2 separate regions of the Homo sapiens genome follow, and region 2 is linked to region 1. The links are chromatin contacts, found by Hi-C in ENCODE. All regions are on one chromosome and are shown on one strand. The core of a region is the stretch at or near the end of the contact, and the rest is flanking DNA. Distances in the headings are between cores, read along the strand shown.

Evidence for each region. A loop is a pair of places that touch in the nucleus more often than their neighbours do. Pooled maps may share reads with other maps.
Region 2: a map of left ventricle myocardium inferior shows a loop between it and region 1 (5-fold over the local background). The contact joins two enhancer-like sites. A Hi-C loop is called at or near these places in 1 of 168 maps with a recorded cell type or tissue (left ventricle myocardium inferior), 1 of 37 single-sample maps with no recorded cell type and 8 of 50 pooled maps.

What each region holds. Positions count from the first base shown.
Region 1 is chr2:148,612,946-148,617,105 of GRCh38, forward strand. No RefSeq gene overlaps it. Among named protein-coding and RNA genes, the nearest start is that of EPC2, 30 kb to the right of the region's middle. RefSeq lists enhancers at 866-1,471, 1,473-1,602. Within about 2 kb of position 1,551, at least 11 of the 41 ENCODE cell types and tissues checked have a DNase peak (open chromatin) inside an H3K27ac peak, as active enhancers do.
Region 2 is chr2:148,506,533-148,510,851 of GRCh38, forward strand. MBD5 (methyl-CpG binding domain protein 5) reads left to right here. Exons shown (of 14, transcript NM_001378120.1): 13 at 3,528-3,603. Among named protein-coding and RNA genes, the nearest start is that of EPC2, 140 kb to the right of the region's middle. Within about 2 kb of position 3,044, at least 6 of the 41 ENCODE cell types and tissues checked have a DNase peak (open chromatin) inside an H3K27ac peak, as active enhancers do.

The DNA.
Region 1 (4,160 bases), core at 301-2,800:
GTAAACATTTCAGTTGAAAGACGTGCAGTATGATATTCTTTCCCCTGTTTATTCATGCTCAGGATAAAGTACACACACATATATATATACACATGAATTATAGTCCTGTTAGACAAACTGAATGAAAAAATTTAATATTAGTTTAATTAAAAGGATTTTTTTTTTTTTTTTGAGACGGAGTCTTGCTCTGTTACCCAGGCTGGAGTACAGTGGTGTGATCTTGGCTTACTACAACCTCCACCTCCTGGGTTCAAGCAATTCTCCTGCTTCAGTCTCCTGAGTAGCTTGGATTACAGGCACCCACCACCAAGCTCGGCTAATTTTTGTATTTTTAGAAGACATGGGGTTTCACCAAGTTGGCCAGGTGACCAACTCCTGACCTCAGGTGATCCGCACACCTCGGCCTCCCAAAGTGCTGGGACTACAGGCTTGCGCCACTGCACCTGGCCAAAAGGATATTTTAACTACATACTCACACATTTACATTAGACACGTCAACCATGGTGCCTACCATTATTAATAGGAACTGCCTCATTCATTGCCTCTAGGTAGGAGACTGCCCAAGACTGCCATGGGCTGAGCATGGTGGCTCATACCTGTAATCCCGGCACATTCAGAGGCCAAGGCAAGAGGATCTCTTGAGGCCAGGAGTTCAAGACCAGCCTGGGCAACATAGTGAGACCCTGTCTCTACTGAAAATTTTTTTTAAACATTAGCCATGTGTAGTGGTGTACACCTGTTATCCCAGCTACTGGAGAGGTTTAAGAGGGCGTATCACTTGAGCCCAGGAGTTGGAGCTTACAGTGAGCTATGAGCTTGCCACTGCACTCCAGCCTGAGCTACAGAAAGAGACTGGTTGTTAAAAAAAAAAAAAAAAAATAGAGACTGTCATGCTTTGAACCACATGACTTTATTCCTAGTTTACAACTGGCTGTACCCAAGGTCAATCAATCCTCAGGATGGCCAGCAGTATAGAAAAAGATAAACAGGACCATCAAATTCTCTCCCAGAAAAAGGATGAGAAGATACTTGGTGCTATGGTTGGAGATTGTTTGTTTGGTTCTGCCTAGTCCCATGGTGAAATTTGATCCCCAATGTTAGAGGTGGAGCCTGATGGGAAGTGTTTGGGTCATGGGGGCTGAACCCTCATGAATGGCTTGGTAATGAATACATTCTTGCTCTGTTGATTCCTGCCAGCACTGATTGTTAAAAGGAGCCTGGTGCCTTCCTCCCTCTCTCTTGTTCCCTCTCTCTTGACACATGACACACTGGCTCCCCTTTGCCTTCTGCCATGAAACAGTCTGAAGCCCTCACCAGAAGCAGATGCTGGTACTGTGCTTCTTGTGCAGTCTGCAGAACCATGAGCCAAATAAACCTCCGCTTTTTATAAATGACCCAGTCTCAGGTATTCCTTTATAGCAATGCAAATGGATTAAGATACTTGGTGAATGAGGCAGGGAGAAGCAAGCTCTGGGGCTGAAAGGGTATATTGAGAGAAATTGTGACACACAGTGGATCAACACGTGGCCAGAGAAGCTAAAGGGAAACAGAAACTCTGAGTAAGATGAGGAAGCAAAAACTATGAGAAAGCAAAAATAATGAGGTGGAAGCTCAGGCCCACCAAGCGTAGCTGGTTGTCACATGGATGGCAGCCTACATGTGCGGAGTTGGACAAATTCCTCTTCTCCCTTTTACCTGACTCTACTCCAGTTCCTGTTCTTCCTGTGGCTAGGATATGTGGCTTTTCCTGGGTTCCTAAATGTTTTAAATCACCAGCAGCAGGAGTAGGATAAGCACTGCTCTCAGCACACATTTTTTGAGATAACTTGAATGTGTCTCTGTCACTGAAACTATTTATAGTGTTGTTTTGAATGATGTAATTGTAGCAGGATTATAGCTTAAACACACACACAGACACACACTCCTTTTTTTGTGCCTGCTTCCTGCATGTGAGGGAAGTGAAGTGGTTGTTATGCTTATTCATTTACACATAACTTCTGGAATTCCACTCATACCCCCCAAATACAGGCCATGACTCAAAAGTGCCCCGGGCACATTCTTGCTTACTTTTCTCGCTAGCAAGTGAACAGGTGAACAGACTTATTTTGTGGGTCTGCAACAGCTTCAAGGGATTTGGAGTTCATTGATCCCAAATAACAAGAATACTTTGCAGTAACTGTCCTCCTAAGTTGATTTTATTCTGATGAACTCTTATCAGTGAGTGGTTTTTCCCTAAAAATAGTTTCTAAAAGGGCTTACACAGTGGCTACCTCCCTAGCAAGAAACAGAATGTATAAATGGAACATGCATCTAATTGTCAGACCCCATCCTCAGTTCTTTTGTGTAATATGAAAAAGAAATGTTTTAAAGCAGTCAAGATATTTAGCTCTAAAAATTAGCCAGTAAGAAGCTACTTGGATAAAGTTAAGTACGTTTTTTTTTTCTTTTTACAAACCTCCCTTTGAAATAAACCAGACAGAGGTTCCTTTCACTTCCATGGGAGTTTTCAGCAAAAGGAGAATGGAAGACTTCATAAGCTCTAAACAGCCTTGGAGGCCATTCATAGACTTCCTAGCATTCTCTGCCATTTCCCAGTGCTAACGGCCCTGAATGTAGCTTCTCACTATCGTTATTGTCCCTCTTGGGCACTAGCCTGGCAGCTGAGCTCTCTGAAGCTTATAGCCTTTGGAGTATGGGAAGAAGTTACCAACAGACACAGTCACAGGCTGCACAGAGAAGAGATGAGCCAGGAACTGGGGCAGTGGGAAGATGAAGAACATAGGGCTATTTTCACACCCTCCTGAATCCCATTTCCTGTTTCCTGCGCCTGCTGCTCCTATAGCAAGTCTGCAAAAAACCCCTGGGGTGAGGACACTCAGAAACCATCCAGACATGCACAGATTTCTCTGCCTCTGCCTCCAGAAACAAGACCTACATAGCCTGCTGCTTCTTCAAAATGTCCTCCTCATACTCTGTTGCTGCTAGCATGGCACTGGCTTGGCTTCAAGAATCCTGTCTTTTAGGGGATCAGAGGCAGATTCTGATATCTGGCCAGTACTCCACATGCTAGTTTACTATTTCCTCTGCTAGAAAATCCTCATCCTCTTCAGGTTCCTATTTTCTCACAGGTATGATGGCATATTCTTTTCTAATTTCATTTCTCTCTTTGAAAGGGTAACAGGTATAGCTTTTGGAGTGCCCCACCACCATCTCCACCAAAACTTCCTTCATTGTTCTGCCAGCTCTGAGTGAATTTCCCAGATAACCTTTTTGGTAAGTGTTCAAAATAACTCAGGACAAAAGATCCTAAGAGTAATCCTAAAAAGATCCTAATTATATTATACCTAGGGAAATACCCTAAAAGTGGGATCTCAAGATGTCAATGCATAAGTCTCTTTAAGAACTTCAGTAATGTCCATCCCTGATTAACTCTATTATAATAGCTGAACAAATCCACACAGATCCAGAGGGAAGTCCCCATTCTTTGCCTGTCTTCTCTTCCCCATAATATGGCCCCCAATCTCAGATCTCTGTGCTATTTGAGATTAGAGCTAGGATGGGCTTTATAAGTAGGCTTATTTGAAAAACAAACAAACAAAAAAACCAAAAAGATGGGTTTTTTTTTTCATCAACTACAAATTATAATCTGGGAAACTTTGAAAAGACAGCTACATTTGCAATATATTGCCCTCCCTGTATTAGCTAGGAATGCTTTTGAATACAAATCACAGAGATATAATTGTAGTTTAAACCATTATTATTAAAGAGAGGCAGGTCCAGGGTTCAATCAGTGGCTCAGTGATGTCACAGAAATAGACACTGTCTACTATTCTGCTCAGACATCCTCAGGGAGTTGGTTTTTTTCCTCCCTGCCTGTTGCCTAATGGTCACATGGCATCATATCCTCAAATCAAAGTGGATGGACAGAAAAGGGCTCAAGAGCTTTCTTCTAATAGGAGTCTGTTTCTTTTATCTGAGAATGAAAGCCAGAATTCAGTCATATGTCCATCACCAGTCCAGTCACTGGTGGAGGAGACTCACATTCCTGTGACTGACTAGAGCAATCACTATCCATTCCTGGGGCTGTAAATTAGGGTTTGGCCCCACCTTCCTTGAAATCAAGGAGTCTAGTTCTTTCATGAGGGAAAAGGGGTAAAGGT
Region 2 (4,319 bases), core at 1,794-4,293, 100 kb before region 1:
ATACTGTATGAAGTGAGTCACTTAAACTCTGAACTGACAGTGTAGAACAACTTGCAATTTCTCATTTCCCTTCTATTTCTTGTACTACTCATAGAGGTGTACCTGGCTTTTTAAAAAATTAGTGAAGATAAAGATAATGTGTGACAGTGTAGGCAATGAAGTTGAGAAGTGGCAATTATCTCCATTAATAATTAGAAATGTGATTATATGAACATCTATTACTTAATCAAGTAGGTTTTAGAGTGTCCATTAGTAAAAATGTTTATTATTAAATGTCAGCAGGGAATAGAAAATAGTAGAAGAAACTCCACAGGGAGGCCCTCTGGACTGAAAGACTGAATTTTGACTAATTGTTCATTTCTTGAATTCATAGAGCTTTTTCTTCCTCTTTTAAGTTCATTCTTCCCTGACCTGACCAGTAGCTGGTCTGCAGATATGACATCTGGGAGAGTCTCTCTTTACCTCTCAAATCTCATGATATATACAAATAATTTCATGCCCCACATCTATGTATTTATTTTCTCTTCCAAAAGTAGTCATTTCTCCCTCTATTAACTACTAAGTTGTGTTAAAGGTGAAACATTATACTAATTTAGCTTGAATTAATGCAAGGTGTTTACAAATATTTTAAATATCTTGAAGAATGAGATGACAAAACTCATGAAATTGTTTTTTCCAACAAGTAATGCTGAATCGTTTTTGTGCTTGAATGGTAATTGTTATTGCAATTTTTCATGGTTAGGTAAAAATCTTTTACCCATGACTATCACTTTTGAAAACTATAGTCAAATATCCATTTTCTTCATTACAAAATTAGAATTAATTTCACCAATTCTTAAAAAGTCATGAAGTATCACATACAAACAGTTGTCATAATACCTATTCCATCAAATTATTGTAAGGATTAAATGAGATAATGTATATAGAGTTTTAATACAATACTTGGGCCGGGCGCGGTGGCTCACGCCTGTAATCCCAGCACTTTGGGAGGCCGAGGCGGGCAGATCACGAGGTCAGGAGATCGAGACCATCCTGGCTAACACGGTGAAACCCCGTCTCTACTAAAAATACAAAAAATTAGCCGGGCGCGGTGGCGGGTGCCTGTAGTCCCAGCTACTCGAGGGGGCTGAGACAGGAGAATGGCGTGAACCCGGGAGGCGGAGCTTGCAGTGAGCCGAGACTGCGCCACTGCACTCCAGCCTGGGCGACAGAGCAAGACTCCGTCTCAAAAAAAAAAAAAAAAAATTCTTGGCACATAGACATTTTTTAATAAATAACAGGTATTTCTTTTACTAAGATTAAATGTGAGAGAACCAAGGTTCTCTGGAGGTTTTTCATTAAAACATTGTAACTTCATTTTAAATATTTGGAACTTTATATAGTCAATTTTAAACTCCTAAGATATTTTAATCAAAATTTATAATAAATAAATGTCTTATAAAACTTGTTAATACGTCAAACTTATGTTCATACAAAAGAAATAGTGAGGATAAATTTATTTAACACATTACACACAGTGCGATATTGTCAGGCAACGTGGCAATGATAATACTGTCAGAACCCTTGCCAAGCAGCCTGCAAAAGGGGCCCCAGCCCAGCCTCAGCAAACCCTAGGTGGCCTTGCAGAGTGCTCCCAGGAGCTTGCTTGGCAGACACCTCATTAGGAAAACAACTGAGACTGACTCCATGAGATGACCAGGGCCCCTTGAAACTGGAATGGGTAGGTAAAAGGAAGACAGTACATACATAATAAAAAAACTTCTTATATACCAGTTAGAAGGAATGAATAGATTATACAAACTAGATGGTATTTAAAACAGTTATAAGGAGAAAAAAGAGAAGTATGTATATCATGACACCTTTTGTGTGTGTGTTTAAAAAAAAACACACATAAAACAATACTAGATTAAAGTATAAAAGCAGACTAAAAGTTGAGGGGGGAAGGTGAGGGAAAATGGGACCAGGATAGGTAACAGGGAACTCCAGCTTTATTTTTTTAATATAAAAGACTTAAAGGAATTTATTAACATTTCCTTCCAGCGGGGGAATATATTAGGTTTATTTTATCCTATGTACTCCTCTGCATTTTAAAATTTCTAAAAATAAATGACAAAAATATAAAAGCTAAAGACTAGCTTACAGGGCAGCAAAAGGTAGGGGTTGATGCCATATTCCCCTTATAATTTGGTTAAAACCAATACACTAATTTTTCCCTTCAGTTAAACTGACCTAAGTACGTATATATTTTTTGAAACATAGGACCATCTGGGCCACCTTTGACAAATATTTTTATTTAGCAAATACATAGAGCATCTATGGTATGTCTAGCACTATAGAACTCAGGGGTGGAAAACTCGGAGTTCTCAAAGTGTAGACAGAAACTCAATGTATGCATTGTCCAGTCCTGGTGTGTGAGGAAAAAACCTAGGGAAAGCTATGGTAAACTGAACTAAAGTTCAAAAATGTTTCAAAACACTATGCTAACCAAACTAAATACAACAGTAAGCCAAACTCTCCCACGACTGCAAATTTCCAGTCTCCATGGTAGATGCTAAGATAGGACTTAACTCATGGAAACCCATGCTAACCACCTGTTATGAAAACGTTACCTCCAGCAGCTTTTCTAGTAATTGTCATGACAGGGTAAATGAAAAGAATCACCTTAGCACTTGGAAAAAATGAGTAATTATTTATTGCATAAAGGAGGAAAAACAAGTTAACAGTCAGGATGGGCAAAGTGTACATAACCACAGAGGTGGGTAGCATGGATTTACCTGATTTTAGTTCAACAGCTTCATAGATCTAAGCTTCAAAAATGGCAGATGCACCGTGTGTGTTATTCGGGCCAAACATGTGTAATGGAATGCTAAGTGGAGAGAAAAGGTCAGAGAAGTGATAGGCACCCTGAGGCCGTCATTCTTTATCTGTTCAAATAGTTACCTCATTTTGGCTTTTGGCCCTGGGGGGCAGGCTCCGGAGCCTCAGGTGCGTCAGAGTTAAGCTGTTTCCCACCCCGGAACACGCACCGGCATTTCAGCCTTCACTTGCTCAACTCCAGAGCCAGGACGCTCCAGAGAGGACAGAGGGAGCTCCCTAGTGGCCAGAGCCTGCAGTTCAGCCCCTCCGCCCTTCCTCTGATCACACAGTCAGGCTGACTGAGAAAGAAACAAGAAGCAACACAGGGCCGGCTGGAGCCAGGGAGCATGAGGGGCGTCTCTGGGAGAGGGAACCCGTGGCCCAACTTTCTTCCCAAATCACCAGATTGTGGAAGAAGCATGTGGAAGAGGAAAAAGTCCATCTCCCCGCCCCACAATCTGTTCAACTTTTTTTAGTAGTTCTGTGACTTTAATCATTAGTATTCAGTGATAAGAATCCCAGAGTGATGTTTTGTCATCTGAATTTTCCAAACGCGAGTATAAATTGGCTTTCTCTCGTGGAATTGGTACTTTTGTTTTCTGATTAGGAAATTAAATTGAGTTTTGTTTCTTTAATTTTTTAATCTGGTGTGTTGTTTTCATTAATTCCAGAAGTGGAAAGCTAAATAACCATTTAGAAGCTGCTATTCATGAGGCCATGAGTGAACTGGACAAAATGTCTGGGACTGTAAGTTAATTTATTTTTCCATTATACTACGTTTCTTTGAAAATAAATTGTGTTACACTTTTTGGTAAAGTCTCTTGAGTATTGTCAAACAACTCACATAGCAATACTAAATTACTAGCCTAGAAAAAAAAGACAAATATTAGAAAAGATTCAAAGTCATTTAAGAAAAAGAAACCTACCACATTAACTATGTCTTTCTTCCTGAGATAAGTAATTTTGTTTTGCCACATAACGTTCGTTTAAAATATGAGCAGCAAAATATTGAAGTTCAAACCACAGCTTTCTGCACTTGACTCTGTGAATGGCCATGGCCATTACTGTTGCTTATATATGTAGTAATGCAAACTTTGTTCTGTCCATTGAACCAAAAAGACAGTGGGGTCAAGATCAAGAGTATATAGACCTCTCATATCCCATTTTTATTGAACTGTGCATATAATAGCATTGAGTGTGAGAAGTTTAATCGTTATGCTCCAGTTCACATATTGACTGATGTAAATACTTAAAATATAATTTTGGTAATCTGTTAAAAATGTGAATTGTCTAAGGCTATTTAGCATGAAAAATAATTTCTTTTATTTGACCTTATGTTACAAGGTTATCTGAATCCCAACAAACCATCCAATGACAATTGAATGATGGGATTAGTATAGGTTTTAGAGATTTTGTAATCCAACCAAACCATCATTTCGCAGATGGGTGAATTGAAGCCCTGA